4 separate regions of the Homo sapiens genome follow, and regions 1, 2 and 4 are each linked to region 3. A link is a loop called in an ENCODE intact Hi-C map of the cell type or tissue named here. Cell type or tissue: IMR-90. All regions are shown on one strand. Region 1 overlaps PARVB (parvin beta). Region 2 overlaps SAMM50 (SAMM50 sorting and assembly machinery component). Region 3 has its middle 13 kb from the start of SHISAL1. Region 4 overlaps PARVB (parvin beta).

What was found. A loop is a pair of places that touch in the nucleus more often than their neighbours do. Peaks named below come from ENCODE experiments on the same cell type or tissue, not always from the same donor. Only the 100,000 strongest peaks of a DNase experiment are listed, where the experiment ranks them.
Region 1: a loop joins it to region 3, with 8 times the contacts of the local background. A loop is called at or near these places in 18 of 110 quality-filtered maps.
Region 2: a loop joins it to region 3, with 5 times the contacts of the local background. A loop is called at or near these places in 15 of 110 quality-filtered maps.
Region 4: a loop joins it to region 3, with 2.3 times the contacts of the local background. A loop is called at or near these places in 3 of 110 quality-filtered maps.

Annotation. Positions count from the first base shown.
Region 1 is chr22:44,076,920-44,084,919 of GRCh38, forward strand. The region is part of intron 1 of PARVB (parvin beta); the gene reads left to right. Among named protein-coding and RNA genes, the nearest start is that of PARVB, 57 kb to the left of the region's middle. In IMR-90, a CTCF peak has its summit at 4,459 (motif pointing right); a DNase peak (open chromatin) is centred at 4,482.
Region 2 is chr22:43,988,737-43,996,736 of GRCh38, forward strand. It overlaps SAMM50 (SAMM50 sorting and assembly machinery component), which reads left to right. Exons shown (of 15, transcript NM_015380.5): 13 at 375-521; 14 at 1,529-1,670; 15 at 7,602-7,793. The coding sequence ends at 7,647. Among named protein-coding and RNA genes, the nearest start is that of PARVB, 32 kb to the right of the region's middle. RefSeq lists an enhancer at 7,444-7,613. In IMR-90, a CTCF peak has its summit at 4,611 (motif pointing right); DNase peaks (open chromatin) are centred at 3,935 and 4,625.
Region 3 is chr22:44,322,087-44,330,086 of GRCh38, forward strand. It overlaps a transcript of SHISAL1 not described here. Among named protein-coding and RNA genes, the nearest start is that of SHISAL1, 13 kb to the left of the region's middle. In IMR-90, CTCF peaks have their summits at 4,320 (motif pointing left) and 7,533; a DNase peak (open chromatin) is centred at 4,075; H3K4me3 peaks cover 643 bases; H3K27ac peaks cover 807 bases; H3K27me3 peaks cover 365 bases.
Region 4 is chr22:44,141,261-44,149,260 of GRCh38, forward strand. It overlaps PARVB (parvin beta), which reads left to right. Exons shown (of 13, transcript NM_013327.5): 9 at 6,601-6,662. Among named protein-coding and RNA genes, the nearest start is that of TRU-TCA2-1, 5.4 kb to the right of the region's middle. RefSeq lists enhancers at 4,181-4,810, 4,811-5,440, 6,699-7,328. In IMR-90, no CTCF peak of the experiment used is centred here; no DNase peak of the experiment used is centred here; H3K27ac peaks cover 222 bases.

The DNA of each region.
Region 1 (8,000 bases), 250 kb before region 3:
CCTGTCTGATACCAGCTTGGCTGGAAGTCGAATTATGATCAGAATATCACATGATGTGTGGCCTGGGTCCCCCTTTGGTTGACACTCTTGAGTATGGGTCCTGTGCCTGCCCGGGGCCAAGCAGCAGGTGCAACCGGGCCTGCCCTGGGGCAGCATGGGGTGTGCTAGTGTCCTGGGGCCACTGTAACAAAGCACCACAACCTGAGTGGCTTAAACAACAGAAACATAGTCTGTCACAGTTTTGGAGGCTGGAAGTCCAAGATCAAGGTGTCAGCTGGGCTGTGCTCCCTCCAGGGCTCCGAGAGGATCCCCCTTGGCCTCTTCCAGGCTGTGGTGGCTCTGGTGTTCCCTGCCGTGGGCCACATCACTCCAGCCTCTGTCTCCCTCTTCACGTGGGCCTCCTTCTCCGTCTGTGTCTCTGTCCTCTCCTCTTCTTGTAAGGACGCCTGTCATTGGATTAGGGCCCACCCTAATGACCGAATCTGCAACTTGATTACATCTGCAAAGACCCTGCTTCCAAATAAGGCCACAGTCACAGGTGTTGGGGGCCAGACTCCAGTGTGCCTTTTAGGGGAGATACAGTGCAATACACAGCACACAGTGAGGTCTTCCAGATCCCCAGACCTATCTTCTTCCAGACCGCCAGACAACACCGATAAGGGTGAAGTTGGCTTACGAGTCCTGGCCAGGATGTGACGGGGAGTCGCCAGGTGGGTGCCGGGGAGGTGGGAAGCTCTGCAGGGGATTGGAGAACCACACGTCATTGCCCACATGTGACTTTAAACCTTAGCAATGATATTGGAGGGGGATAGTTACTCTTTTTTTTTCTTCTGAGACAGTGTCTCATTCTGTCATCCAGGCTGGTGTGCAATGGTTCTAGCGATTCTCCTGCCTCAGCCTCCCGAGTAGCTGGTATTACAGGCACCTACCATGACACTCGGCTAATTTTTGTGTTTTTAGTTGAGACGGGTTTTCACCATGTTGGCCAGGCTGGTTTCGAACTCCTGACCTCAAGTGATCCGCCCACCTCAGCCTCCCGAAGTGCTGGGATTGTAGGCAGGGGATATTACTCTTTACAGCTAGGGAAACAGTTGGGCTTGGTGACATGATAGAGACACCAGGTCCCTTGAGGACAGGGGGCCATTTGCAGAGCCGTGTGGTGGAAGGAGCCTGAATTTGGAGCCCCAAGCTCACAGCGTGGGTCCTTGTCACATGTCCTGTGAGCTCTGTTTGCATCCTTAGCTCAGGCAAGCTACTGTGTTGAACTGGCTGGACACAGTGTGTCTGTCTCTCCCTCTTCCAGAGAAGTCCTCACTTAAGGTTGTGTCACTGTTTTTACTGATGTTGGAATTGGCACTTGGAGATGTGAACTTTCCCAAGGCCACACACCCAGATGAGTGGTTAGACCCGGACCTGCCTAACTCCAGCATATCTTTTTCAGGGGGACACAATTAAATCCACAGCATGGACTGAGTTCCCCTCTTCTCTGCCACCATCCTGACCTTTTCCTGGCCAGGGTTACCATGTCGGGGCAGGCATGGGGGAAGTGGTAAGGGAGGTATCTGGACCTAGTAAAAGGCTCTGGTCCTCCTGCTTCCTCTTGTAAGGACCCTGTCAATCACATCGGGCCCCCTGAATAACCAGGCTAATCTCCCACCCCAAGGTCCTTACCTAATCACATCTACAAAGTCCCCCTCTTGCCATGTGAAGTCACAGGTTCCTGGGACTTGATGTGAACATCTTTGCAGGGACCATGATCCAGCCTTCCATAGAGGCAGTGACAGATGGAGTAGAATATAGGTCCTTTGAGTATTTATTTATTTAAGATGGAGTCTCACTCTGTCGCCCAGGCTGGAGTGCAATGGCGAGATCTCAGCTCACTGCAGCCTCTGACTCCTGGGTTCAAGCGATTCTCCTGCCTCAGCCTCCCAAGTAACTAGGATTACAGGCGCAGACCACCAAGTGCAGCTAATTTTTTTGTATTTTTAATAGAGATGAGGTTTTACCATGTTGGCCAGGCTGGTCTCAAACTCTTGACCTAAGGTGATCCACCCGCCTCGGCCTCCCAAAGTGCTGGGATAACAGGCGTGAGCCACCGCGCCCGGCCCCTGTGAGTTTTTACAAGAGACACTGCAGTAGAGAGAATGGTAGAGTCCTCAAACCCTGATTCAGTCGTTCATGAATTCACTGAGCACTCAACGTTTCCCGCAATGTGTGTCCTCTTCTTTGCCAGCCTGCTGGTGTGCTCCTGGTGCTTGGTCCACCATAGATGGGTGTGCTTGGTCCAGGAGGCTGATGGTGCTGACATCTGGGCTGATATTCACCGTTTTTAGTGACTTGAATGACGTCCATGCAGAAGAGCTAGTGCACCATCCTTGTGTTTGAAAATGCCCGGGCTCCAGCCTGAGAACCTGGTAGGCCAGTAATTGGAGGGACAGTAGCAGGATCGAGAAGCCATCTGTGTCACGTGTTCTTGGGGACAAAGAGGAGACACAGGCTCAAGGAACAGCAAGGTTTGTGGGACACAGCTGTGTCTGAAAACGTCAAGCAGTTAGCTCATCCCTGGCTACTTCCTGTGAACCCATTAAATCCCCAGGCTGAGGAGGACAGAGGGTGAGGGAATCTGACCCCTTACTCAGCCCTTTAGCCAGCGGCTGCTGTGCTAAGCCATTCTGAGAAGCCACCGGTGGAGAACTGACTTCAGGTCGTGCTGACTGTGAGGCCATCCAGTTGTTTTTGCACATTGAAAACAATACATTACACTTTGGGAGGCCGAGGTGGGTGGATCACTTGAGGTCAGGAGTTCGAGACCAGCCTGGCCAACATGGTGAAACCCCGTCTCTACTAAACATACAAAAATTAGCCGGGCATGGTGGTGGGCGCCTGTAATCCCAGCTACTTGGGAGGCTGAGGCAGGAGGATCGCTTGAACCCAGGATGTGGTGGTTGAAGTGAGCCGAGATTGTGCCACTGCACTCCAGCCTGGGGGACAGAGCAAGACTCCTTCTCAAAAAAAACATTGTTCCGGATTTGCTAATAAGGAGGCAACCTCCTCAGACCTTGGTGTCACAGGAGAATGGCCCGCGGCAGCCTTAGGGCCAGTTGTGATTTTATCCACAGTGTTGGTCAGATGCGTCCTCTGTGCTTGTTTAATATTCATTCTGCTTGCGTGAACAAAGCCATGTCAGTTTCAGTAACGCTTGTGCCAGGGGGCACCCGGTGTGGAGCAGGGCTCAGTAAAACTGCTGCAAAGAATGTTCCAGGCTTTTTGAAATTACGTGGAGTTGCTGGGGCTCTCTTGAGGCTGTTAATTTACTTAGGGCTGCTGTGACAAAATACCACAAACCCAGTGGTTTAAACCAACACAAATCTATTATTTTACAGTTCTGGAGGTCAGGAGTCCCAACATCAAGGTGGCAGCAGGGCCGGTTCCTTCCGGAGGCTCCAGGGGAGAATCCCATTCCTTGCCTTTTCCAACTTGCAGAGGCACCTGCGTTCCTTAGTGCCTGGCCTCTTCCTCTGTCTTCAAAGCCATCTCCCGATCTTTCTCTGTCTCCTTCGCCACACCTCCTCTGGCTCTGGCCCTCCTGCTTCCTCTTGTAAGGACCCTGTCAATCACATTGGGCCCCCTGCATAATCCAGGCTAATCTCCCACCCCAAGGTCCTTACCTAATCACATCTGCAAACTCCCTCTTGCCATGCAAAGTCACAGTTTCCTGGGACTTGATGTGGACATCTTTGCAGGGACCAAGATCCAGCCTTCCATAGAGACAGTGACAGATGGAGTAGAAAGTACATCCTTTGAGTTTTTACAGGAGACACTGCAGTAGAGAGAATGGTAGAGTCCCGAAACCCTGATTCATTCATTCATGAATTCACCGAGTGTTCACGGAGCACCTGCCTCAGTCCAGGCGTCATGTTGGGAGCAGGGGAGACAGAGCAGGCCATGCATCTGTCCTTTCAGAGCACTGTAGACGCAAATCCTGTAGCACAGATGTGCCTTAGACTAATAGTGCCTCGAAAGGAGAGGAAGGGGAATGGATGCGGGGAGTGGGGAACCTGACCTGCTTTGTGGGGTCATGGAGTGACTCTCCACCTGCCGTCATCCCTCCATCCCTTGTTTGGGGCTGTTCCTCCAAAGGTGCAGTCTCCAGCAGGGGTGTGGGGACCCCTGTGGGCCGTGAAGGCCTTTCTCCTTTTCTGCTGTGGGCATTGCATCTGTTCCTGATGGGTAGAGTTGTCTGTGCCCGGTGGGGCCCAAGGCAGTGCCATGGTGGTTCTTTGAGTATCTCAGGTGGGAACTGAGCTGCCAGCACCAGAGGCCAATGGCTTCCAGCACTCCCCAAATCCACCTGCTTTTGGAAGGGGCCTGTCTCCGAAGCAGGCCGGGTCCTCCTGTTGGGGGAAGCTTTCATGGAGGCATCTGTGTCACTTCTGCAGGGGAGACAGCCGCTAGAGGGCACTGTCCTTCTGGCCTTTCCCACATCCCCGTTTCCATGGCAGGTGCATAGTAAAGCCTTTCTTTTTCTAACGACTTAATGATTTAATCTTCTTATTTTCTCAGCAGACAACGCTTTGGACTTCCCTGGATACATTGGGACGTTACCAGTCACATTAATTAATACGAGTTTCACAACTTGGGAACCAGCGAACGTGCTTCTCCAGACTTAGCTTCTGCACGGCCGTTTCTGCTTTCCTTTATGAAGTGCGTTTCTCTAAGAGCCTGGCAGTCTCATGGGGCTCGTCTGTTGCTGGAAGTGAGCAGCGGGTTCCATTGCCCCCCGCCTCGGTGGGGCTCATTGTGCAGCTTGCTGGCAAGTGGCTGGGCTCGGAGGGGCGGTGACGGTGACACACGCCAGGGGAAAGGTTGGCATCCTCTTCTGAGAATTGTTTCTTTTGGGTTTCACACCCTGCCCCCACCTTCTGCTGCCTCGAGGCTCTTTTCTTCTTATTATTAGCTAATGACAGATTTCATGACCAGTGACTGAAATCATTTGGAAGTACCCCCTGAAAGCCAGCGTGATGGGTTGGAGAAATGTGACAGACGCAGCCTCTGAAAATCACAGAGGCAGAGGCTTGCGTCGAAGGACTTGCTAAGGAATTAGGATGAGAGTGGTCAGGAGGCAGTGGCTGCTGGGCACTGGAGCTGAGGGTGAGGGGCCGAGAAAACGGGAGGCAAATGGGGTAGCTCTTTTTTGGGGCGGGGGAGGCTGGCTTTGGGGATGTGTATCCCACTGTGCACCGCAAGGTGGGGGCACTGGGCGGTAGGTTCCCGTGCTCCGGAAGGGTGGCAATTGAAGGGAGGAATTAAAGAAGTTGGCCAGGTGCGGTGGTTCGTGCCTGTAATCCCAGCACTTTGGGAGGCCGAGGCAGGTGGATCACTTGAAATCAGGAGTTCGAGATCCACCTGGCCAACATAGTGAAACCTCATCTGTACTAAAAATACAAAAATTAGCTGGGTGTGGTGGTGCACACTTGTAATCCCAGCTACTCAGGAGGCTGAGGCAGGAGAATCGCTTGAATCTGGGAGGTGGAGGTTGCAGTGAGCCAAGATCGAGCCACTGCACTCCAGCCTGGGCGACAGAGCAAGAGTCCGTCTCAAAAACAAAAACAAAAACAAAAAACAAAAAACAAAAACTGACTCATGTGGCTTTCAGTCTGAGAAACCAATCAGATCATCATTGTCTCTAAAGAATGTGTCCTCCTTTGTAGACAAGAAGCTCACCGGCCCCTCCATGCCCCGGTTTCTCGCCCAGGTGGGTTAGACGGCCAACCTGACATTTTACCGTGCACCTGGAAGTCTTTCTTCCTGTTCTCCTTCCCACAAAGGATTCATTTTTCTGTGGTTCTAACATTTTCCTGATCACCCCAGGGACAAAGGGGAAGAAAAGACCGTGTTTCTGGGCCAAGGGAATCATCTGTTTAACATGGGCTTCGGAGCTTTTTTTACATTTCTATGTAAGCAACTTTTCGTATTCAGAAGACCCAGTTTCCCTGAGCCAGATGGACTCCTTCCATCTCGGGGTGGTCTGTATTTCAGATTCCTGCAGCAGGTGGCTGGTCGGAATGCACACCCCAGGAGGTGAGGCTGGGGGGATGTTGGCTCCTGGGCTGCTTGTACTAGCAAGTCCCTAATTGCGGAGCGGACTCCTTCCTCCTGAGCCCATCAGCCTCTACGTGGCCACATCAGGGTAATTGGGTTCCTTGTGAAACACGACTGCCAGGCTAATGTAAACCTTAATGGAAACCCTCTTTTTCCACCCAATTAAGTGGCTGGAGGTGGGATGCTGTGTGAGAGCCGTCAGTTCAGTTCCCTGACTTTCTCTTGTAGAAATTATCTATGTAGCTCCATTTGGCCTACATAAGCTTAGCATTTGTGTTCATTCATTCATTCATTCCACAGATATTCAGAGAGCAGTTATCCATGTGCTGGGTTTTATGCAGGATGTGAGGCCATGGTCATGAATGGGACCTGGCCCCTGTGCACTCCTTGCGGGGTCGGGGGGTGCAGGGAGATGAGCACAGTCCACAATCACATGATCGGGGAATAGGGTTTGTCATTGTCATGTGCACGGGGAGCTGTGGAAACCCAGAGGAGGGGCCCGAACTGCACCCAGGGATAGAGGATGTGCAGAGTGTGCTTTCCAGACGGTGGGAAATGGGTGGAGCTAGCTGACCTGAAGTGAAGGGCATTGCAGGTTGTGGGGACAGTCGAGCAGAGGGGCAGAGATATGACCTACAGAAGTGGCCTGGAATGGCCTCATCAGACGATGAGTGTGGAAGCATGGTAACTGCAGCTGTATTGATGAGAGGAGGGGTCTGCTCATTAACAGTCATCGGGTACCACTATGAAGGTTTTGCGTTTTACCCTGGAGCTGGTGGGAGCCATGGGGTGCACTGCAGCAGGGAGTGACCAACGCCAGCTTTGTGTATTGGAAGGATTTCTACATCAGACAGGACTCTCTTGGTTTGCAAAGGACAGAAAACCCAACTCAAAATGGCTTAAAAGCAAAACAGAATTCACTGGTACATTTGACAGAATGGTCTGTGGGGTTGGATGGCCTCAGGTAAGGCTTGATCCAGCACATAGAAGGTGTTGCTAGATCCTAGATTCTGTTCTCCCCTTCCCCGAGCTCTTTCGATCTGGTGCCTTCATCTCCAGGCTCTGTATAGTGGTAAGATGATGGGACGGCTTCAACCTCCATCCTTTCTGGGTCAAGGCCAGTGGGAAGGAGTGCCTGTCTCATTCTCTATTCCTGGTAAAGTCTCAGTGCAGTTCATTAGCTCTAACTGGGCCATGCCCATCCCTGACTGTGTTCCTGGGAGGCCAGTGTGCCAGCTGGCTTTGTCCTGGGATGCCTGCTCCACCCCAGAGCTGAACTACAAGGCCCGAGCATGGTGGCAGGAGGGGTGGCTCTCTCTGAGGGAGGCTGAGTCTTGTTTGCCTGAAAGGATCAATGGATGCTGGAGAAGAAAAGCAATGGTGTCCATAACAGTCACCTCCAGAAGGGGAGAGGCTGGGCTGGGGTGGGAAGAGTTTAGGGCAGGGCTTGCAGGGGCCAAGGTGGCCATCCTGGTGAGAAAGCCCCACTGGCCAATCCAAGAATAGGGCACGAGATGTGAGCCTGCCAAGGGTACTCCCAGGTCTGGCATCTTGGTTCTTTCCGCTGCGTTCTTGGCACAGACACTCATGCCAGGGCCTTTGCTGTCACCCATAGTCTCAGAGTCATGTTATTATTCTGCAGTCATCTGTGGGGATGGGACCGTGCAGGACTTTCCCTCCCCAGCTTCCTCCCTCCTTCAGGGTAGCTCACTGTGTCCCCCGAGGCAGCCAGTGCTGCCGGGAGAGGCCCGAGACTCCTTCTGGGTCTCAGAGCCATTTCTATGGTTGAACCCAGTGTGTGTCCTTCCCTGTAGAATTGGCTGCCACTTTGTTTCCTTTAGGGTCCCCACTGCACCCTGTACATAACCCTGCCAGGACATCTGTTTATTTTCCATTCT
Region 2 (8,000 bases), 330 kb before region 3:
AAAATAATGCATTTCATTTGCAGGTGGAAGTGAGTTGGTCATCTACATTTGTGGATAAAGTTATTGTCATGAGACTCATTTCTTCAAAGCATTTCACAGATACGATGAATGACAGAGTGCATTCCTTCCTCAACGACATTGGCTTTGTTTGCCTCCTCAGTTAAATCAAGGTGTGAAACAAACCAGGAGAAAAAGAAAGATTATTTAAAATGAGGCCATCAGTATCAGGAATGAGAAGAACAGCTGCTTGCAAACTCCAGCACTGTGTGGCGTTGTTTACAGGACAGAAATCTTGCTTCTGTAAGTTGTGGAAAGTTAACGTGATGTTAACCTTGTCGGACCTTGTTTTTGTTCTGCACCCCTCCTTTGCTTAGGAGACTACCTAGGTGGAGAAGCGTACTGGGCCGGCGGCCTGCACCTCTACACCCCATTACCTTTCCGGCCAGGCCAGGGTGGCTTTGGAGAACTTTTCCGAACACACTTCTTTCTCAACGCAGGAAACCTCTGCAACCTCAACTATGGTAAAACTTGCGCTATTCAAGAAACCATTGTAGTACAGTTGTTTTCATGTTTAAAAGCACAGTACACAAAGAGGTGTCTGTCTTTTTTTTTTTTTTTTGAGATGGAGTCTCGCTCTATTGCCAGGCTGGAGTGCAGTGGCGCAATCTCGGCTCACTGCAACCTCCACCTTCTGGGTTCAAGTGACTCTCTTGCCTCAGCCTCCCGAGTAGCTGGGACTACAGGCGCGTGCCATCACGCCCGGCTAATTTTTTGTATTTTTAGTAGAGACGAGATTTCACCATGTTGGCCAGGATGGTCTCGATCTCTTGACCTCGTGATCCACACCCCCCTTGGATTCCCAAAGTGCTGGGATTACAGGTGTGAGCCACCGTGCCAGGCCATGTCTGTCTTTTTAGATTACATAGTCATTAAAGTTAGAGACTGTGCCTTACTTGAAAAAAATTCTTACAACAGCTAACATAATGCCCAGCATTAAGTGGTTGGTTGAGCGAATGAAGCATACAAGAAAAATAATCATCTAATGCCCTTACGAAGAAAAATCTGTTTGTCTATTTAATAAACAAGTCATGATGGCCACAGAGCTGAGTAGGATTGGGTGCCTTCCTCAGGGAGTTCAGGTCCAGAAGAGACTCCCAGCAGATGCCTGGGTGCTAGGGGTGCCTGGAAAGCTTCCTAGAAGGCATGGAAGTCTCCAAGCTGAGACTCAGAGTGGGGCTTCCCAGGTGGTCAGGGGATGGGGAAAAGTCATTCTAAGCAGAGGGAACAGAATATGCCAGGCCCAAAGAATTGAGAAGGCGTGGCTCATTCTGGATGTGAGTAAGTGTGGCTCCAAGTCCTCTCTTGACCTGGGTCCTAATCTCACTTCATGCATCCTCCCTAATCTCTAGGCCTGGCTTTAAAAACAACTGCAGGGCCCAGCCAGGGGGAGCCAGGGCTTGTCTGGGAGAGCTGGGAGAGCTTGGAAGGACGGGCACGCACTGTTGCTCACAGGTCTTTCTCTTTTCAGGGGAGGGCCCCAAAGCTCATATTCGTAAGCTGGCTGAGTGCATCCGCTGGTCGTACGGGGCCGGGATTGTCCTCAGGCTTGGCAACATCGCTCGGTTGGAACTTAATTACTGCGTCCCCATGGGAGTACAGACAGGCGACAGGTACGTGTTGGGAATTATTTTCCACAATCACATCCCACTCTCCAGTAATTTTATTTTGTTTTGGACGTGGTTAATTTCATTAGTGGCTTTTAAGCTTGAAGATTTTAAGAGAATTAAATAGTTGCAAAATAATGAAAACACATGTATTTTCCTCCTTTGCGTTTTTCTCCATCTAGCTGGGAGGAGCAGGTGTGAAGCGTTCCCACCCCCTCCCTCAGGTGCTTTGTGCTTATTGTTCCCAGGGTAGTGGGAGCCCCTGCCAGGGTCTGGCTGGAGGAATTGACAGGTGATTTGGTTCCTGTGTGCTGAAAACAGAAGGCAGTGTTTTGAGCAGTTGACTTTGCAGGCCAGGGTCTCTAGGAAAGTTGGGGTGAGTGAAGCTTTGTTCCTGACCACAGAGGACACGATCTTGAGAACCCCTCTCTCTACAGCAGAGGAACCCACCTTCTTGGCTTTTCTTCACCCCTTATTTTATTGAGGAAAGATTCCCTAAATGTTACATGGGTGAATATGGTATAGGGCTAGTTACACAGTTATATAAACAAATTCTATTTCTTACATGCATTGTGTAAAATTTTTTTTTTTTTTGAGACAGACTCTCATTCTGTCGCCCAGGCTGGTGTGCAATAGCACGATCTTGGCTCACTGCAACCTCTGCCTCCCAGGTTCAAGAGATTCTCCTGCCTCAGCCTCCTGAGTAGTTGGGATTACAGGCATGCGTCACCACACCCGGCTAATTTTTTGTATATTTAGTAGAGACAGGGTTTCACCATGTTGGTCAGGGTGGTGTCAAACTCCTGACCTCGTGATCTGCCTGCCTCAGCCTCCCAAAGTGCTGGGATTATAGGCATGAGCCACCACGCCCGGCATTTTTTTTTTTTTTTTTTTTTGAGACTCGGTCTTTCTCTGTCACCCAGCTGGAGTACAATGGCCTGACCATGGCTCACTGCAGCCTTGACCTCCTGGGCTCAAGTGATCCCCCTGCCTCAGCCTCCCAAGTAGCTGGGACTACACACCAGGCTAATTTTTGTATTTTTTGTAGAGACAGGGTTTTACCACATTGCCCACCCAGGCTGGTCTTGAATTCCTGGGCTCAAGCCATCTGCCCGCATTGGCCTCCCAAAGTACTGGGATTACAGGTATGAGCCACCGCACCCAGCTGCGTTGTGTAAATTTTAAGAGATTCAGACGTGTTTTCATTATAGTGTATCTCGGTCAGCTCAGGCTGCCATCACAAAATACCATGGAGTATTTAAGAGTGACTTAAACAACAGATGTTCATACTCTGCCAGTTCTGGAGGTTGGAAAGTCCAAGATCAGGGTGCTGGCAGATTTGGTTGCTGTTGGGTTCTCTTCTTGGCTCGCAGATGGCAGCCTTGCCACTGTGTCCTCACTTGGAGGAGGAAGAGTGCAGGCCAGTGCCCCGATGCCTCTTCTTATGCGGCCCCTAATTCCATCACGAGGGCCCCATCTTCGTTACCTCGTCTGCACCTCAGCACCTCCCAAAGGCCTGCCTCCAGGTATCAACACCATCCTGTCAGGGTTAGGGCTTCAGCATGTGAATCTTGTGGGGACATGAATGTTCAGTCCACAACAGTGTTCATACTGTCTCTTATTTTTGTATATGCATTCACAGCACCCCAGCCTGTTTTTTCTCTTCATTTTTGTGTCTACCTTTATGTTGCCACCAAATGGTGGTGCTGTTGGAGGCTTAACCCGGTTTCAAATAGGTTGTAGTTTGTGCCAGTTGAAGGAAATGCTGTATCATTTTTACTCTCTCCGTCTTCCGCATCAGCATGTAGGGGATGGTGCTTTGTAAAGGGGAGCCGCATTCGCAAGTGTTTCTGAGCATCGCCTCTCAGGTGCAGTCTGCGTCTGTCATTCAGGTCCTTTACGGTTATTGCTTCAGCGGAATCTGCTCCTTACACTCTTGCCAGAAGGCCCTTCAGCATCTGCTCCGCGTCTGGGGACACGGCAGGGGCTGCCAGGCTGCTGCGGCTCCCTACTGATGACAGGGCCTTCAGAGATGGCGGCGGCTGCTCCCACAACCGCCAGCTCCCATTCCCCTCCACGCCTCTCCTGTTCTCCACACAAAGCCCAAGCTGGAAAGGGTGTAGTCACGCAGGCTGCATGCATGTGTGCCTGGGGGCCCAGCTACCCGGGCTTGGGGCCCAGCTTGGCCACTCTGTGTGACTGTGTGGCCCGGGGTGAGTCACAAAACCTCTCTGGGTGTCCATTTTCATGCCCAGAGGATGGACGATCATGATGGTGACTGTTGCAGTTTGGAGAACTCAGTGAGTTACTGCATGCAGAGCCCTTGGCGCACCGCCTGGCCTGGGGTTGGGAAGTGGTTATTTTTCCTGGGCTGCTCTGCTGCTGATACACCCGGCGTGGCCAGCCCCTCACACAAGGGAACAGGTTCCTGTGGGAGGTGTTGCCCCTCCCCCTCCACATCATCTCAGCTAACAGTTTGTGACAAGCCATAGATGGGATGATGCATCCTGATTTTGGAGATAATAAAGTGAAAAAGTGGGCACCTTTTTCCAGAGCGAGACTGCATCAGATAACTCCACGCCGTTACTGTCTTCAGCAGACCAGGCTGGTTTTGCAAGTTTCTTTCTATGAAGCCCTTATTCCCTCTGCAGTTGGGAGTGTTGGGCTCCCTGGCCTAACAGCCAGGTTCTCATTTGAATCCTTGCAGGTAGCCCCAGAGGCGCTGTGACGCTGCTGCACCAACACCTAGCTTAAGTGGGTGGTTTTGAGTGGTTGACTGCAGGCCCGGGGCTGGAGGGGCGTTGGAGCGAGGGAAGCTTTAGATACCGCTCTCTGACACAGTCCCTGCTGCTCTGGGACCCGCCACTGTGCACGTCTCGGGCAGGGAGGGTCTGGGCAGCCCACGCTGCCATCACCACCATTGCAGTGCTCTTTGTAGCCACTGGGTGTCAGTGTGCCCTGAGAAGTCAACGCGGCTTTTAGGAGCTCTGTTGAATTGACCCTTTCTGAAATAATTTTCATATGAAGTGGTTACATTTACCTTTCAGCTTTACTTCCGTCTCTTCAGGTTAAATCTAAAAAACACGTTTCAGAGATTAATTTCAAAATATGGTTTATTCCGGGAGGAAGCAGCATCCTAAGCACGTGACATTTAAAGACCAGGCTATAAGGAAGTGCCTCTGCCCCCAGGCCAGGTGGCAGCTGTTCAGATGTTTATTATGGACAGTGAGCTCTGAACGGGGTCAGCCTGGCACCCCGAGTGTGGAAGACATTTTCGCTCAGTGTGAGGCCTTGTTTGAGGTTGGTCATCAATATTGGAATTTCGTGAAGTTGGAGTGAGGTTGCCAGATTTAATCTTCATTTCTAAAATTTGGTAGCTGGCAGGATGGGGTATCGTGTGTGTAGAAATTATCCACAGGTTTCCCCCATAACTGAGGCAGGCACACTGTAAATAGGACTTCAGACATTCACAAAGAAGGAAACAGTTTTGAGATGTTTGCTTACTGTTATGTCGCAAGTGATTTGTGGCACCACTGTCTCTGGGATCTAACAGCATTCTGTCAGTTTGTGTCTTAGGAGTCCGGTCTCTGGAGACACAGGGCTGAATCAGGCAGGCTCGCTTGGGAGAGCAGCTCACAGTTAGCAGCAGGAAGACAAGAAAGTGGATCATCTTGGTTGTTGGGGAGGGTGCTGAGAGGGCCCCCTGGAGCAGGTCCCTGAGCTGAATCTTCCTAGAGGACAGACAGCCAGGTGCTTGCAGAAGACACGCAGGGACAGTGGTCCTGGCTAACAAAGGCAGGAGCAAAGCTGTGCAGGTGTGCGCTGTCGGCGGGCACCGGGCAGAACCGCGTCCTACAGGAACAGAAGGGGGAGTGGGGAGGTCCAGGCCCTGAGCTCCCACGCCTTTGCCTTCCAGCCCCGCTGACCTTTTTCCCCTTGGGTATATGCCAGGGTCTTTGAGCTCAGGACTTCATCTGCCTTGTTCACCGCTGAGGTCCCCATGACTACAACTGCACCTGGTGTTGGAAGTGAGAGCCAGGTGGAGAGGCTCCTGGCGTGTGGTGGGAGGTGGGGTGCAAGGCGCCAAGGGTGCTGTTGGCATGACCTTCCTAAAGCACCCCATGCTGGGTGCTTCCTGGCCTCCAGCCTCAGAGTCCAAGTTCGTCAGAAGCCTTTGAACATCAGACTCCAAGACCCTGTGCCGGCAGTGGCAGTGCTGGGTGAGAAGAAGGTGGGAGATGACCAGGAGCCCTGCACCAAGACAGCGGCCGTGAGGGAGGGAGAGAGCGTGGGGTGCACAGCAGAAGGTGGATGTTTGGGGCTGTCTGGAGGATGCCAAGGCTGGCTTGCCCCTGGTCTGGTGGAACTTCGCAGCGCTGCTTTGAATGTTTGCAGTGGGTATTTTGTTCTGTGACATGTTTATGTGGTCTCTGAGCATAAACCTATGCTTGTGAAGTTGTTTAATCTGTTTGTTTGTACTTAGAGTGACAGGCCTTTATTAGAATGCTTGCTTGTTTTCTGAATTACATATGCCAAGAGCTTGACTTCCTTTTTAGCTCCTAGCTTATGTTCAGGCATTTTTCTAAGTAGCGAATGTAGGTATAGACTAGTTTGAAGGAGCTGAGAGTGTACAATCTAAAAACAGATCTGAACACAACTAAATGGTACAAATGCAGCCCGGGTTTTGATGTGGATTCTGGTGTTTTAAGGCCATGGATGTGGCTTACTGTAATCTTGAAGGGGCTGCAGTCCTGGCTTCTGGTGAGAGGACTGCAGTGCCGGGGCTGGTTAATAAGCACCCTTCATCCTGCAGGAGGCCGGCGCAGCATTTGTGAGTATCTGTGTTGAATCTCTTCGTGGATCAGATATTGTGTCTTCTTGCTCAGAGTCAGGTTGGAAAAGGAAAACTTGCCGCCGGTGTGCATGTGCTCCAAATCCTCAGCTTGGGCAAGGGCACGGGCGTCGTGAATAAAGGAGCCATTCTTGCTGGCCTTTTCTAGAAATTGCCCACAGCTTGCAAAAAGGCTGTGTTCCCTGGCCCCGGCTGCGGCTGTGTAGGAGTCTGAATATCATTTTCCCCAGAAGTTGAGGTCCCTAGGTTAGGCCCACCTTGTCCCAAATGGGCAGCATTGGCCTTGCCCCATGCACAGGCTCCAGGCGGACAGAGCTGCTGCAGGCATGCTGTCAGGGGGACAGGCTGCCCCCCAGCTGTGCATGGCAGTGTGTCGGAAAGAACAAGGCCTGTGGGTGCCCCTGAGCCGGGTCTGGAGTCCTGTCCTGCCACTTCTCAGCCGTGTGACTGGAGCCTCTTTGCTCCTCTCTGAAAATGGGTCTGGTGGTTTGTTCCCAGGTTCTTAACCACTGTGTGGAGTCACACCTGCAGAAGGTCAGCTCATAACAGATATGGCAACCAATGTGACCTTTGCATCCTTCCTTCCTGGGGTCAGGAGCAGGTCTAAGAGGTGGTCAGGCTAAACCCCTGTAGGGCTGTGGGTACTGCTGGTTTCCTAAGCCCCGGGACCTTCTGGGGGCCGGGCGGACCTTAAGTTCTGTCCACCTGCCTCTCCTCCATCCTCACTACCCACCTTGTCCTTCCGGCTCCTTCCCTCCCTGCTCCGCCTCTCATCGGCCCTCTGTCCTCTCCGTCCGGAGAGGGGAACGTGAAGGAGGTGAGGAGGGAGTAGTGCAGGAGGATTTGGGTCTCTCCTTCTTTCCCTTTTCCATTCTCCGAGGGCTTAACCAGCTGGTGAAGGTTCTTAACCAGCAAAGGAGGAAGCAGCCGGGGCCGGTGAGGGTGAGGCCGGCAGCCAGGCAGGAAGGCAGCAGGAGGAGGAGGAAGCGGAGGCGGCACCTTCTGAGAGGCGCATGCTCAGTGAGTCGTGAAGATGGCAGGGCTGGCGGAGCGGCCGCCGCATCTGATCTCTCCCCTTTTTTTAGGATATGTGATGGCGTCCAGTTTGGAGCTGGGATAAGGTTCCTGTAGCCGACACCCCTACAGGAGAAGCTCTGGGACTGGGGCAGCAGCAAGGCGCCCATGCCACACACCGTCTCTCGAGGAAACGCGGTTCAGCGATTCTTTGACTGCGGACCCTGTGGGAAACCCCGTCAATAAATGTTAAAGACACACTCCGAGGCAGCGTGGATGTGGTTTGCTTTCACTCAACAGTATGGCCCGCGTGGCCTTTCCCCGGGACCACCCGTGTTCTCACACACCCGCCCAGTGTCTGCGAGTCTCCGTGTTTGGTTCCCGTGTACCAGACATGATGTATTCAGAGCCAGGCAGCAGGAGGGAGCTTTGCCCCAGAGGAAGCTCAGCCATGCTGTTACGGAGAGGGC
Region 3 (8,000 bases):
AACAGAAGCCACCAGGTCCAAATCCTGGCTTTGCAACATAGTGGCTGCGTGCCCTTGGGGAAGTCCCTTTGCCTCTCTGAGCTCCTAGTGAGAATGGCAACCTGTCTCTTCTCACAGAAAGTTATGAGAATTAAACAAGGTGATGTTGGCAAAGTGCCCAGGATAGGGCTACGGTGAGCAGGTGAGGGTCTCCCCATCAGGTTGGGGCTCCAAGGGCCTTGGGCAGAGCACTCCCATCCCTGGGCCTGGTTCTGCCCATGAGTTGGAGGTGCTGCCTCACTGCCCCAGGTGCCCCCTCTACCCCTTCCCTGACCGTGTGCCTCAGGTCTCCTCAGGAGGGGACCAGAGAGTGCCCAGGCTGATGTTTCATGAGCTCCGCCAACTCCAAATCCACCTCTGCTCCCTGTCACCCACTGCATGGAGCCCAAACACCTCCCTTGACTTTCAGTTTGACTTTACAGGTTGCAAACCACCTTCAAATGTGTTATCTTTGCAAGCCAGTCCTCTCCCCACATTATGGAGGGGGAAACAGAGGTTCAGAGTGGCATGGGAACTTGCCTATGCTGAAGCTGAGGAGTCACAGCCTGAACTCGGCTCTGTCCAGCTCCAGAACCAAACTGTGAGGGAACCAAGGAGCCTGGGCCCCCAGACTTGGGCCACCATCCCTAGTCAACAAAGATTCATGCAGCAAAGAGAGAGATCATCCAGCTACACAACGCATCCCACCTTGTCGCTCTCGTCCTCAAAGGGAAGCTTCTGCCCCCAAACTTCAGCCTCTTCCTTGGCTGCCCTGATCTTAATTTCATTCATTCACTAATTCATTCATTTGTCCATCCACCCATCCATCTGTCCGTCCACCCATCCATCCATCCATCCACCCACCAACCTCACCCACCCATTCATCCATCCATCCACCCATTCATCCATCCATGCATCCATCCACCATCCATCCATCCATCCATCCATCCATCCACCCACCTCACCCACCCATCCACCCATCCATCCATCCATCCATCCACCCATCTACCCACCTCACCCACCCGTTCATCCATCCATCCATCCACCCATTCATCCATCCATCCATCCATTCATCCATCCATGCATCCATCCACCATCCATCTGTCCACCCATTCATCCACCCATTTATCCATCCATCCATCCATTCATCCATCCACCATCCATCCATCCATCCATCCATCCACCTCACCCACCCATTCATCCATCCATCCATCCACCCATTCATCCATCTATCCACCCATTCATCCATCCATGCATCCATCCACCATCCATCCATCCATCCATCCACCCATTCATCCATCCATCCATTCATTCATCCATCCATGCATCCATCCATCAACCATCCATCCATCCATTCATCCATCCATCCATTCATTCATCCATCCATGCATCCATCCATCAACCATCCATCCATCCATCTACCCACCTCACCCACCCATTCATCCATCCATCCATCCACCATCCATCCATCCACCCACCTCACCCACCCATTCATTCATCTATCCACCCATTCATCCATCCATGCATCCATCCACCCACTCACCATCCATCCATCCATCCATCCATCCATCCATCCATCCATCCATCTATCATCCCTTCATTCTCAGCAACCTGTCCAAAGCATGCCAAACCTGGACTTGATACTATCAAGCTAAACTAGGAACAAGGCGGCCTCCACCCTTCCAGGATAGAGAGAGGCTCTCTGACCCTTCACTGCTTCTGTGCCTCCTTGGTGTTTCTGCTTTTAAATGTAGCAGTGGTGATAATAATTCCAGTTATATTTACTGAGCACTTACTATATGCCCGTCTGCACCAAACACATTCCTTGGAGCAACTCGTTTAATTCCTGAAGAGGTGGATATCATCCCAATTTTTAGATGAGGAAACAGGCTCAGAGAGGTGCTGTAATTTGTCCAAGGCCACACAGCCAGGAGGAGTGGAGACTGGGATTTGAAATCTTACTGTCTCTCTAGAGCTTAGGGGTAAAACATAATGGTTAGCAATGTAACTGACCCAGCTGTCCCAAATGTTACAATCCCCGCCTCAAATCCTCACAAGCCACTCAGGTTATTATCATCATTATTAGCCCTATGTTGAAAATGAGGATGCTGAGGCTCAGAGGGAAATATGCAGCCCCCATTGGTCACTAGTAAGAGATGGGGCTAGATCAGAACCCAGGCTCCAAAGCTGGCTCCCCCCTGCCTGGTCTGCAGTTGCCATGGTGCTGGGTAAGAAACACCGCCACTGGTCTAACTGCTCACCTGATTCATTTCCTCATTCATTCAACAACCACAGGCTTGGTGGTCCCTACTCTAGGGGTCTGGGGATGAGCAGATTTGGTTCCTGCCTGGCTGCTTCATGGAAGGGCTGCAACAATGTCAACACAGTAACACAAAGTTGTTAACAGTATCAAAGTGAGAATACAGAGGCGGACAAGGCATTGAATGCACACTGTGCTAACTAAACCCTTTGTATGAATTTATTTTATCTGGTCTCACAATAACCCATTTTGCAGGTAAGGAAACTGAGGCTCCAGGGGTTATATAACTTGCCCAAGGTCACAAAGTGAGGAGCAAGCAGCGGAGACTTGTCTATGTGAAATCCCAGCATAGCCTCGGGAATTCCAGGCTGCTCTTGGGGAAGGAGGCAGCCTGCCTGAGATCAGCACCCGGAGCCTCCCTCTGGCCCGTTGTCCTGAGGATAGGGCTCATCTCAGCTGCACGGCTCATTCTCCAAAGGCCTTTCTGTCCTAGGGATCAGATTCCAGGCAGCTGCACCCAGCTGATGCTACACTGCCACACTCCAGCCCAGCGCCCAGAAGCTTGAACAATTTAAACAGCAAAGGCCCTGCTGGAGGGCTGGGTGCAGTGGCTCATGCCTGTAATCCCAGCACTTTGGGAGGCCAAGGTGGGTGGATCATCTGAGGTCAGGAGTTCAAGATCAGCCTGGCCAACGTGGCGAAACCCTGTCTCTACTAAAACTACAAAAATTAGCTGGGCATGGTGGTGGGCGCCTGTAATCCCAGCTACTAGGGAGGCTGAGGCAAGAGAATCGCTTGAACCCAGGAGGTGGAGGTTGCAGTGAGCTGAGATTGAGCAACTGCACTCCAGCCTGGGTGACAGAGAGAGACTCCGTCTCAAAAGAAAAAAAAAAAAAAAGACCCTGCTGGACTCTCACTGAGCTGAAGGCTGAACCTGGACCTTCTGGGACTTGGGATGATGCCAGGCTTCCTGCAAATGGGCAGAGAGAGGCTCCATCAGCACATTTTCTGGACGCAGAGACCGAGGCTCAGAGCTGGCAGCCCCAGCATGGGCATCACCGGGACCCAGGTCTTGAAGCCCAGCCCCTCTTGCAGCCAGGGAGTTCGGTTCCCGTGGAGGGAGAAAGGGGCCTTTCTAGACTTTGGAATTCATGTCTGTAGTTCTTTAAGTTTTAGAATTTCTATAGAATAACTTATTCTATTTGCTCTCAACCCGCACAGAGCCCATGAGATCCAGGGCCTTGGGTTTCAGAGTCCCGCCTGGCTGCGACTCTGGCCACCTTGCTTCCCATCTCTGGGCTCAGCTCTCTCCTTTAGGGAAACTTGGCCTGCCTTGGGCTACCCAAGGGCAGTGGAAAATAATGGATATGAAAGGGCTTTGTAAAAAGCCACATGTCCAGCCAGGTTGTCACAAAGGAACCTTCATAACGAGAAGCCACATCCGTGTGAGACCCACACCAAGAATTTCCTCAGGCTGCTCCTCTTCCCGAAATGCCCCTCTGCCTTCTTCTACTTGGCACGCTCCTACACACCTATCAAGACCCAAGCCGAAATTTACTTCTACCAGGAAGCCCTCCCTGACCCCTCTCAGGGGCTTTTCTTTAGTTCTCCTTCCCTTCCCCCAACAAACACACTGCAAAACTCACCAGGGAAGGACCCTGTTTCAAATCGCCCCTCCTCGCCCCAGAACTTGGTAGACGCTCCAGAAATGTGGAATGAATGAACACTAAATGCATTTCTTTCGGTCTGTAAATCCAGCTGCACACGTACAATTCTCCCGACAAAGGAAAGGAACCCAAAGTGAAAGCAAATCACCATCGTTTCCGTGACAAGCTCCGGGAGCCTCAGAGGAAATTCTCGCGCTGGATTATGGAAGGAATTTGCCTTTATTTTTAATTTGTGCCAATATCTAAGAAAACGGCACTTTATTTTGAGCCCATCAGGCGACAACGAGGAGCTTCGGAATCTGGCACGGGAGACAAACTTTCCCAGTCCAATTTCCCAATGCAAATCTCTCCTCCGCGGCAGAGCCGGCCATCCCCTCCCTCTGCTGGGCATCTCTCTGAGGCTTGCCAGGGAGGAATAATCAGATTATGTAGCTGGGTTTTCAAAGATCACGGTTTGTCTCATTTTCCAGGGAAGTGTGACCAAAAAAAAATTTTTTTTCCCTCCCAGGGCTCTGTTAAGAGCTTCCAGAACTTAATTCAGTGTTAAATGGGTGTAATTTGGGAAACTCATGCATTATTTCTTAATTTCTGGAGGCAGCCGTTTGCACACATCTGTTGGGGTAGGTGTGCGTGCAGGCAGATGGGTGGTGACTGGAGTATGTGCCCCAGATGGGAGGGGAAGGAGAGCAGGCTGGGGGGTATGGGCTGTCGATGTAAACGCCCTGTTCAGGTTGATGTCGAAAAATATAGGACTGGAGGCATTTACATTTCATCTCAGCTTCTGCTTCTGTGGATGGCTAGGCAGGGAGCGATTCTGAAGCCCTTTCCTAAAAGGAGTGCCTCGGTGGGCTTCAGTGTAAATTTCATCATCTAGGAAATGTTTGTACTCCTCCCCACACCCCCGACTCCCCAAAGCTCCTCAAGGCCTCTGGACAATGTCCACCATGTCTGCAATATAGGCTTGAACATCCTTGGCCCTCAAGAATCCCCAGTTCACTGTGTGACCTTGAACACGGTCCCAGCCCTCTCTGGGCCTCAGTGTCCCCATCTGAATATGGGGAAGCAGATCGGTTTCAGCCCCCTCCACCAGCAGTTCCTGGGGCCTCTCCCCATCACAGCACAGCACACGAGGCTCAGGCCTGCTGCTGGCACTGTCTCTGTCTACCACCCTGCCCACCCCCTTGAGGGCTGTGGAGAGTGGGGGGCGCGCACACACACACACACACACACACACACACACACACACACACGTGCGCGTACACCAGAGACCCTGCCTGGGCCTGGTCTGACGCTTTCAGAGGCACTGTGTCCTGAGGGGCTGAACGAGAAAACCTGGGCTTGTGGGAAGTGGGGACGGCCCGTGACTGGGGAAGTCAGGATGAACATTTCTGACCTGGCCACAGCTAAGAGGAAAAGGAGGAAGGGGCTCATGATAACTGGGGTGGGGGGACAGAAGGCACATCAGTAGGGCCAGTGGGACATCCACAGCCCCAGCTAGAGAATGATTTATTCATAGAGTCAATCGTTAAACAGGTTGGCTGGAAGCTGCCCGGGGGTGGGTCTCAGTGACCTTGGAGTCTCCTCCACCTCCCTAGGGGGTTCATGCTTAGGGGTCAAGGAATGTGTACCCTGGAGGAAGGCAGGAAGGAGGGAAGGGGTGCAAAAAGGGAGGGAGGAAGAGATGGGGCCACCCTCCTGCCAGGCCCTGTGCAGAGTGAGACCAGCGCCTATGGAATGGGTGTCCCCTGGTGTCCCCAGGAGGGCATAACCAGGGTGGGCAGGGCCTCGGGTCACCCTCCTCACTCATCCTGGCTCAGATGTCCAGAACTCTGCCTGTTTAGTGTTTAGGAAACAAGGCCCCACTATTCTTAGGGGTTGACAATTGTTTCAGTAACTTCTGAAAGAGCAGCTGGGCTGGGAAAAGCCTCTCTTGGGGGCGCTGGGGAAGGGGCTCTCAGTTCGCTCTAAGATCCTGTGAATCTGTTGTACAAGTCAACTGGGGAGAAGCTAAAGCAGCCAAGACTGGGTTAATAGAGGCAAAGCATCCCTAAGAAGGGAGGGGATAGCTTTCATCTAAGCATAAGGCAGGCCAGGCTCTGGGTCAGTAATATTGGAAAGTAAACAGGATAATGACTAGAAAGTGAGACTGCGGGGCCCCTGCCCCCTCATGGTTCCTGGTGCTGTGTCCTAGGAACTCTATATTGCCACCCCTCACTAGGTGGTATAGTGTAGTGGTTGGGAGCCTGGTCCTGGTGGGGTTATGTATTATTAGCCTCTTTGGGCCAGTTTTCTCATCTATACAACAGAATCCACAGTTGCCACTGACAAGATTGGCATGAGGATTAAGTGGGAAGCTGGGTTCCGAGTGTGCTCAGCATGGTACCTGGCTCGGGGCAGGCCTTCGGGCTGTCACTGCCAAGTGCAACCCTAGTGCTGTGGAGGGTGCAATTGTGAGCCTGTTCGGTGAAGTCCTGTACTGTGGACACAGACAGCTGAAGTGGCCAGACCTGCTGTCTACATGCCACCGCCCCCCAACCCGCCCCAGAAGCCAAGGGCCTGGGCATGAGGCAACCCTCTTGCAGTGTGGCCTTTGGGGTGGGGCTGGAGAGGGCTTGGCCAATTGTCCTAGGGAACTGGAAATCAGATTCACCTTCTTGGCCCAAACTGCCTCTCCCTGTGCCCACCTCAACCATGGGCAGCCCACCCAGAAGCTGTCTAAGCTCCGAACCTGGCCACCCTCCCCTCCTCCCTGCCCCACCCTGCTATTCAAACCCTCACTCAAGCTGGGGGTAGTGTTGTCTCCTGCCCTGGCCCTGCTCCATCCCCCAGCCCTCCAGGTCTGCAGCCACCTCCCAGACCCGCAGGTCCAGAAGGCTTCAGCCGCCCTGCTGTGTCTGCATCTCTGCCCACAGAGGGTCCCTGCCCAGAACATCTCCCCCTTCCTCTAGCTGATTCACGCCTGTCATTCTGGACCAAGCTCCCCTGGCCCCAACCTCTCCCAGGCTCCAAAGGACAGGTGCCTACCGCACGTGCACTTCCCCACCCCCAGGAGCTCCCCACTGCCTCATGACCTGACCTAGGGATGCCTCCAGCTCTGCTGGCTTGTCCAGGGTCACTTCCTCCTCTGCTTCCTTGAGAGTGCCAAGGGTGAGCCGAGGCCCTTCAGCACAGGCATGGGGGCTCGGGGAGTTGGCTGAAGAAGGGGAGTGAAGGGATGGATGGATGGATGACCGGTAACTGGGAGTGGCTCTCAGCTGGTCTCACTCTGGGCAGGTCCCGCTCGCTTTCTTTGTCACTCACTGACTCACAGGTCTGAGTGAGCAGCACTGGCCCTGCCCCCTACCCCTCTCATCTGGTCCACCTGCCCTGATAAGCTCCAGGCTGGGTGGCTCAGGAGAGCGAGAATGGGACACACACACACACACACACACACGCGCGGCTCTAAGCCAAACTGCTCCCCTCACCCCTCTTCATCAGTCCATACCTCCCAGATGCCTGAGACAGTGCCAGGAACGCAGCGTGAAGATGACATTAAAGAAAGAAACTGTCAGAAACCCTTGCCTGGGGCTTTCAGTTTCAGCCACAAGAGGGGCCGGGGCTGCCTGGTTGCAGAACTTCCTGGTCATCTCTTGCCAGAACAGGCACAGCAGACAGCCTCTCTGGGGAGACGAGGTGCTTGCAGAGAAGTGTCCCGCACTGAGCAGTCACAGATTCAGGGGATGGGGAGCGACCCCCCAATTCTAGGCAACCGTGACCGGCATGGAGATTGTACTGGTTGACACCAGGACCTGAAGGTTATTTGAATTCTGCTTTTGAATGACACTTCTCACCGAAGCTGAAGCCTACCAGTAGGTGAAAAGTCCCAATGGTTACCCCTGGACCATCTGATTCCCAGCAAGGTTTGGACAATCAGAACCAGGCGAGGAAACAAAGGGTGATGGAGGGAGGGACTTCTCATCAGTCTGGGTCTGAACAGAGCTGAACTTGATGGTATTTCAGGCACAGCCAGCCAGCAGCGAGATTCACAGGACATTACTGACAGAAAACACTTTAGA
Region 4 (8,000 bases), 180 kb before region 3:
CGATAGATAGATATATATAAAGGGGAGTTTACTAAGGGTATTAACTCACACGATCACAAGGTCCCACAATAGTCCTTCTGCAAGCTGAGGAGCAGGGAAGCCAGTTTGAGTCCCAAAGCTGTAGAACCTGGAGTTTGATGTTCGAAGGCAGGAAGCATCCAGTATGGGAGAAAGATGGAGGCTGGGAGACTAAGCCAGTCTAGTCTTTTCATGTTCTTCTGCCTGCTTTTTATTTTGGCTGTGCTGGCAGCTGATTAGGTGGTGCCCACCTGGATTAAGGGTGGTCTGCCTTTTCCAGTCCACAGATTCAGATGTTAATCTCCTTTGGCAACACCCTCACAGACACACCCAGGAACCACGCCTTGCACCCTTCAATCCAATCAAGCTGACAGTATTAACCATCACGCCTGTGGAGAGGGGAAGTGGCTCAGATCCTGCGGGGCTTGAATTGAGAAGATGCAGCCAGCGTGTCCCCCCTAGGCTTTCTTTACTAGACCTTAAGCTGTGCTGGGAACATTCACAGGCCTTCTCTGTTTTTTGTTTGTTTGTTTGTTTGTTTTTAAGGAGAATTCCAGCTCTTTTAAATTGTCTCTATTATTAAAAAACAAATGCAGGAAGAGAAAGAGAAACATCCTGTATATAGTTGCTGAGGGAGGCGAAACCGCAGTGGGGTCACAGCTCATGGGACCGGGGTGAGGCGTCTCCCCACCCTGCGTCTAGGTAGAGGCGCGTTTTGGGGGCCCAGTGCCCCCCTCTGTCACCTCTTCTCCATCTTTTCTTCCTGGAGGAGGCTCAGAACCCCTTTGGAATTGTAGAGGCCTAAAGATGAGGAGAGGGCCGGGCGCGGTGGCTCATGCCTTTAATCTCAGCACTTTGAGAGGCCGAGGTGGATGGATCATGAGGTCATGAGATCGAGACCAGCCTGGCTAACATGGTGAAACCCCGTCACTACTAAAAATACAAAAAAATTAGCCGGGCGTGGTGGCGGGCACCTGTAGTCCCAGCTACTCGGGAGGCTGATGCAGGAGAATCGCTTGAACCCAGGAGGTGGAGGTTGCAGTGAGCCGAGATTGCGCCACTGCACTCCAGCCTGAGTGACAGAGCAAGACTCTGTCTCAAAAAAAAAAAAAAAAAAAAAAAAAAAAAAAAAAAAAGATGACAGTGGGCCCCTCAAGCATTTTTGAGTCTTTTTGTTTTTTTTGTGGCGCTGTCACTTTTGTGTTTGGTTCGGGCCTTGTTGGAGGTTTAGGGAAAAGACAGTCTGTTCAGTTCAGTTGGGAGCACATGGGCCTCAGGCTGTGTATAGCACCCTGTGGCCCGAGGGCCCAGAAGCCTGGCCCCGGAGCCCCTGCCACCCCATGAATGAGCTTTAGGGTCTGATGGCTGGGGCAGTGGCTCCCTAGGTAAGAGCCAGGTGTCACATGTGAAAAGTGGACCCAGCTGCCACTCCAGGGGTGGGAGGACTGTGGAATCGCAAGACCATGTACAAGAGGCCGATGGAATTGTTCTCGTTACTTTGTAGGCTTTATGTGCTGTGCTTGAGAAAATGCAAACAGGCTATTAGTCGGTGACAGGCAATTAGTTCCACCCCCGGCCTTGCTGCTTCTGCTGACGCAGGTTCCGAAGTCTCCTGGTTACCCAGCCTGGCACCCTCAGGCACAGCAGGGTGTCTGGCCCGGCACCCGCCCCTGTGGGGGCAGCAGCACGCCTTGTCTTCGCTTCCCTGCCATGCCATTCCCCTCCTTCAGCCCCCGAGAGCACCCCAGGGTGCTCCCTCCTCCAGCAACCTTCACCTGAATGCTCTCCCTCTAGATTACCCCATGGCTCACTCTTTCAGCTCTGCCAGCTCTTGGTTCAAATGTCACTGATCAGGGAGGCCCTCTCTGACTCCACTGCCCCAAACTGGCCTCCACTGGCTCTCCTCCCCACCCCTGCCTTAGTTCTTTCTGTACTCATGTGACACACCAAGCAGCACTCAGCTCATGGGGATGGCCTGGCTCCTCTTCCCTGTGCCAGTGTTTACACAACGAAGCTTGCACGTGTCTGGCAGACACTGGTGCCAGCAAACTTTCAGGGGCACCCACAGCCCCTGCCTTTCTCCTTTCACACATGGCTCCTTGACCCAGAGGTGCTCTGTGGGCTGGAGCTGACCTTTCCTCGGGGTGCACCCCACCCCCTGCCAAAGCAGCCAGCCCTGGCCACAGTCTGCACGCAGCTGGGGGCAGATGTTTTAGGAGCTTCTGGAAGGCCGGGCAGACCCTCCTTGGCTAATGTGCTGGGCTTTGCCAGGAGTGGTCTTCTGGGCCTCAGTTTCCCCACGAGTACCCTGAGCCAGGGAGGGATGGGGACTCCATTCTGCCCACTCCCCATCATTCCGGGGAGGGAGGTGGCTCCACAGGTCCTCGCTGCCTCCTGACAGCATCACTGTCCTGGATGAGGTGGGTGAGGAGGCTTCTCTCCACGGAAACAAGTCTCAGGGGTTCCAGGGAGGTTGCAGCCTGGTCTCCATGGCAATGGGTGAGCTGGTGCGGCTTCTCCGCGGGCGGCCCTTCCCCCTCCTGGGCCTGCCCTGGGCTGGAGGCTCTTTCTGAGGCAGAGGGGAAAGAAGGGGGATGTGCCTTCCTCACTCTCTTCCCCCTCATTGTAACTCCTAGTAATTCCCCTTCACGTCTCTCCCATTTCTGCCAACAGGGCTTGTTCCAAAACCTCTGGCTCCATCCCATCACCCGTGGCTCCTGACTGTGCCCTCCATAACTCCCACGTTGCAGGCCACAGCCCCTGTTAACCCCTCTCACAGTCCACCCGGCTCTTGAACCTGCGCTGGGCTTTCTGGCATCTCTCTCTCCTTGTGCCTGCTGGTCCCTCGGTGGAGCGCCTTTCCTCCTCCTCTTGCCCCAGCAAGCCTGGCTTGAACCCCAGGACTGCTTTGTGAAGCCTTCCTCAGGTCCCCCCAGCCCTTGGTTCATGGGTCCCAGACTCAGGTGTCTCCAGGGACCAGGCTGATAATATAAAAGAGGAGAGTGTCTAGATTATGCAATGATAATGTCATCTGCCCCTTCACCCCAGGGCTGGGTGGCAGTGGGGAGTGGTGGGGTCTGGCGCAAGCTGGAGAGTCCACACCCCCATCCCCAGGGGCAGCTTATTGCTGCCAGGTGGGAGTGCAGGCTCACTGTTGCCACAGCCTCCAGTTCTTCAAGAGAAGCCAGAAGTTAAGAACTTTTGGACAAACTTTCCAATTTAAGAACTGTTCGCTCTCGCCGGGTACCGTGGCTCACACCTGTAGTCCCAGCACTTTGGGAGGCTGAGGCGGGTGGATTACTTGAGGTCAGGAGTTCAAGACCAGCCTTACCAACATGGCGAAACCCCGTCTCTACTAAAAATACAAAAATTAGCCAGGTGTGGTGGTGCATGCCTGTAGTCCCAGCTATTCAGGAGGTTGAGGCAGAATTGCTTGAACCCGGGAGGCAGATGTTGCAGTGAGCTGAGATCATGCCACTGCACTCCAGCCTGGGTGACAGAGTGAGACTCTGTCTCAAAAAGCCTAAAGACCAAAACAAAACAAAAGAAAACAAAACAAATGAAAACTGTTGACTCAAATCAAAACATTACAGCGACCAAGCTGAGCATTCCTGCAGATTGAGCTTGGGCAGCCCTGGCATATGGTCAGGTCGGTTGGCCCCCCGTCTGGCTTCGTCTTTTCTGACACTAACAGGGTTGCACTATCATAGTTTACTCCCTCTCCAGGCCCTCCCCCAAGTCTGTGCCTCTTCCAAGAGAGGAGTCCCTCCTTGTTTATCTCTGTGATGTCCCCAGAGCCTGCGGAGGCTCTGGGGGACAGGACGAGCGGGAGCTGTAAGGACTGAGGACCGACAATGCTCCTGCCAGGCTCCATGCTCCTGCCTCTACTCACTGCCCCACTTAGTTCCACACCAAGAGCGAGGCAGGGGCTGTGAGAATGCTGCCTTTATGGAGGAAGAAAGGGGGTCGGAGAGGGAAGGATTTGCCCAGTCATGGGGTGTGAAGTGGGGCAGCTAGAACAAAATAGGATCTATTTTCGTTCCCAAGGCCAAGCACATCACAGGGGTGCAGTATGCTCTCTCTGTCTCTCTCTCTCCCCTAGGTCAGGGTGGTCCCTGGGGAGGCCCCTGGGTTACCCCAAGACAGGTGGGAGGAGCTTCCTACCCGACCCTCTTCCTGTCAACCTGGGCTCTGCGGCTCCCAGGGCTGCTCCTTGTATTGGGGCCCCAGCCTGGCTGGTAACAGAGGGTCCCTCCACTGGGCTCAGTCTTCTGAGCATGCTCTGCCCCCAGGAACCTGGAGGATGGAAGTTGGGGGCCCTGGGTCCCTTCCAAATGCCCTTGGGTCCTGTGCCTGGTCCCCAGTGCCCATTTTCAGAGCCCCTGGCCCCTCCCTGCCTTGTGGACTGTGTGACGTGATGCCAGTCCCCTGGGTCCAGGGGCATGGCAGCCGGCGGAGAGGCCTCTGCGGCCCCGATGTCTCCTTGAGTGGCTTGACTCTGCCAGCCCAGCGGTGGCCCAGCTAAATATACCCTGGCTGACGTCAAGCACTCTTCTGCTCCTGGGGTTTTTCTTAAGCTGCATTTATAGTTTGCGTATTGCTTTGTAAAGATGTAAAAATTTCACTTTTTTTTTTTGTTTTGCCCCTTAGCAGACTGTCTTATTGAGTGTAGTCTTAGATGATTATGAAAATCATTTACAGCTGCCGCATTAGGAAGCTGGCGTGTGTGCAGAGGCAGGGCATTTTGGTCAATGTTGGTCTTTAGGTGAAGAAAACTTCCCTCCCTTCCCCCAGTCACGCACATGCTCACACACGCACACATGCGCTCACACAGGCACACACACGCTCACACGTGCTCACACATGCACACACGTGCTCACACGTGTACACACGCTCACACCGCACACACGCACACCCGTGCTCACACGCACACATGCTCACACATGGACACACGCTCACACACGCGCTCACACGTACACACGCTCACAGCACACACACATGTTCACACACAACCTCACACGCACACACGTGCTCACACACGCACACATGTGCTCACGTGCACACAGGTGCTCACACACACACATGCACACACGTGCTCGCACACGCACACATGCTCACACACGCAAACACGTGCCCACAATGCACACACATGCTCACACGCGCACACACACGTACACATACACTTTCCTTCTCTCCTTTCCTCTTTGTTTCTCACCACCTCCACAAGGCCACGGAAGGGGCTACTTGGGCTGGGCTGGGCAGGGGGGTGTGAGCTGCCTCCTGGGGCCCAGCCTGGGAGGAAGGGTCAGCATGCTTCCTCTGGGAGGAGGCTTGGCCAACTTCTCTCCGTAGGTCTCTGGCTTACCTGGGCCTAATCCCTTCTTTCTTTTTCTGGGCTCTCTTTGTCTCTCTCCTAGGCCAGGGCGGTCCCTGAGGAGGCTCCCCTAGGCCACCCACTAGACGGGTGGGAGGAGCTTCCTACCCCACTCTCTCCCTGTCAAGCTGGGCTCCGCAGCTCCCAGGGCTGCTCCTTGGGTTGGGGCCCCAGCCTGGCTGGTAAAAGAGGGTCTCTCTGCTGGGCTTGGTCCTCTGAACATGCTCTGCCTCCAGGAACCTGGAGGATGGAAGTTGGGGGGCCCTGGGCCCCTTCCAAATGCCCTCCTCCCTGTCTTTTCTGCCCTGGCAGTGATGCCCCACAGCTCTGTGTCTACCTGGAGACCTCAGCCCTCTGCTTGGGGTCCAAGTCTCTGTTCCATATGCCCCTATGGAACTCCCCCCTCCATGGCAGCAGGAGCAAAGGCTCTGAGGCAAGTGTGCACCAGTGTCAGCAGGAGCAGCTGGGAGGCCGGTTGGTGGAGTGAAGTCAGGGAGGGTGCATGTAGGAGGATAACGCTGAGTCTGAGTGTCCCATGGCACGTGGGAGAGAGGATGGATTTTATCTGAGTGTCCCATGGCTCGCAGGAGAGAAGATAGATTTTATTCTAAGCATGATAAGAAGCAGTTGGAGGGTTTTAGTTGTGGTGGGAGTGGAGGGGGGAAACAAATGATCCTGTTTGCACTTGGAAGGGCTCACTCTGCCTGCTGGGGAGAAGGGCTCAGGGGCCAGGAGTGGAGTAGGAGGCTGCAGCTGCTCCCAGGCGAGGGGCAGTGAGGCGTGAGCAGGACATGGCCACCGTCGCGGGGGAAGTGGTTGGATTCACAGGTGACATTTGCCAGTAGACAAGGAGTGTGGGAACAGGGAGAATTCAGGACGCCTCAAGTCCTAGGACGTGGCAGGTGCAGATGCCAGATGCCATCTATGTGTTTCATATGAGAAGGTAAAAAGCAGGTGGAAGGGACCCTCTGCAGCCTCTAGTCCACGCTGTTCTGGTTGTTCCCAAGCGCTCTTGCTCGCCTTGGTTTGGCCGGGACTGATCATCAGGGTCAGCCCTTTCATTCTGGTAGGAATTGGAAGGATTCTAGGCAGGTGTGGGAGTTGAGGCTGAACCTCCTGAGGGATCAGAAGCTGGCAGGGCCCTGGATTAGGGCAGCACCACGGGTTTCCATAAACGCTCCTTCGTGTCTCTCTTTGCATGTCCTCAGAGCGGGATGCCTTCGACACGCTGTTCGACCACGCCCCGGATAAGCTCAGCGTGGTGAAGAAGGTGAGCTATTGGTGGGATGTTGGATGTGCTCTCCCCTGGCTCGCGGCTTTTTGACAGCACAAACGCCCCGCTGGGAAGAAGGTGGGAAAATGTTTGGAATCTCAGAAATGTTTGCCACATGGATTGAAATGTAATTACAGTCAAAAACCTAACCACAGTGCATAAAATCAGCGCCTTTTAACTCAACCTCGCTGCTCCCTGGGTGTCTTCCTGCCCGCCCGCTCCGCTTCTGTTAAGTGAATTACCCAGCCCCCATTTCTTTCTGACTCGAGACCTTTTTTCAATGTGGAAATGTTTTTAAGCATGTCAGCCTGCTGCTCTCGCTGGCCTCATTTACCATCTACAGCCTGCCCAGTAAACACGCAGGCCTGTGCGGCTGAGCTGTGCCATACATGGATTTGGCCCGTTTCCCTCCAGACAGAGAATGGGCCCTCACTAGCCCAGGCAGCCTGCTGGTCAATCTGTGGATGGAAAAATCTCCGAGGCTCTGGAGTTGGGGGCTGGGTGTGATCAGCTTCTGGGGGATCTGCCAGGGAGGCTTGTTCCCGTCAAAAGGAACTGGAGCCCACTGGCTGCTCATTAACTTATCCGAGTGCCTGCAGGCATCCCATTCAGGAGGCTGCTGCATCCCTCCTTCCCATAACATCGGAGGAGCGCTCATTTCAACCCATGGTGCAGGCAAGAGAGTTCTCCTTTGTCTAGGACAGCTTACCCAAACAGCTTTCTTAGTGCAAGACTTGTCAGAACCTTTAATAGGCTGACCTATACTGTACTTCTCCAAGAGGGAGCTTGGTAGGAAGCATTTTTCAAACTTGTTTGTTTATAGTGGGATTTATTTATCTATCAATTTTGGGGTAAGACGCATTGTATTTTAGTGGAACCCACTTTTGGAAAATGTTGGCCTGGGTTTGGACGATGAGATCATTCATTTTTGGAAGCATTTTGCAAAAGGCTGTTGGAACCGTGCTAATGGTCCTTCTGGGACAAAGCCTTCCTAGCACTCTTGGGTGGTGAGGGATATACTTGGAGCATCAGAGTCCCCCACCTCCACCTCGTCACATGTGGCCCCCAGGGACCCTGACAGAACCGGTTCAGGGAATGAATCAAATCCAGCTTCCCCACTTATCAGCTGTGTGACTTCTGGCGAAGGGCGAGATTATACCCCCCAGCCTCAGTTTCCCCATCTGTCAAGTGGGGACAGAGATGTTACCCACCTCTCAGGGCACTGTGAGGATAAACTGGGATTCTCTCTGTGCATGGGCTTAGCCGGCAGCGTATAGTCACTGGTAGCATTGAGAATGGTGTGGCCTGAGATTGCTTTCATCTCTCGGTAGATAC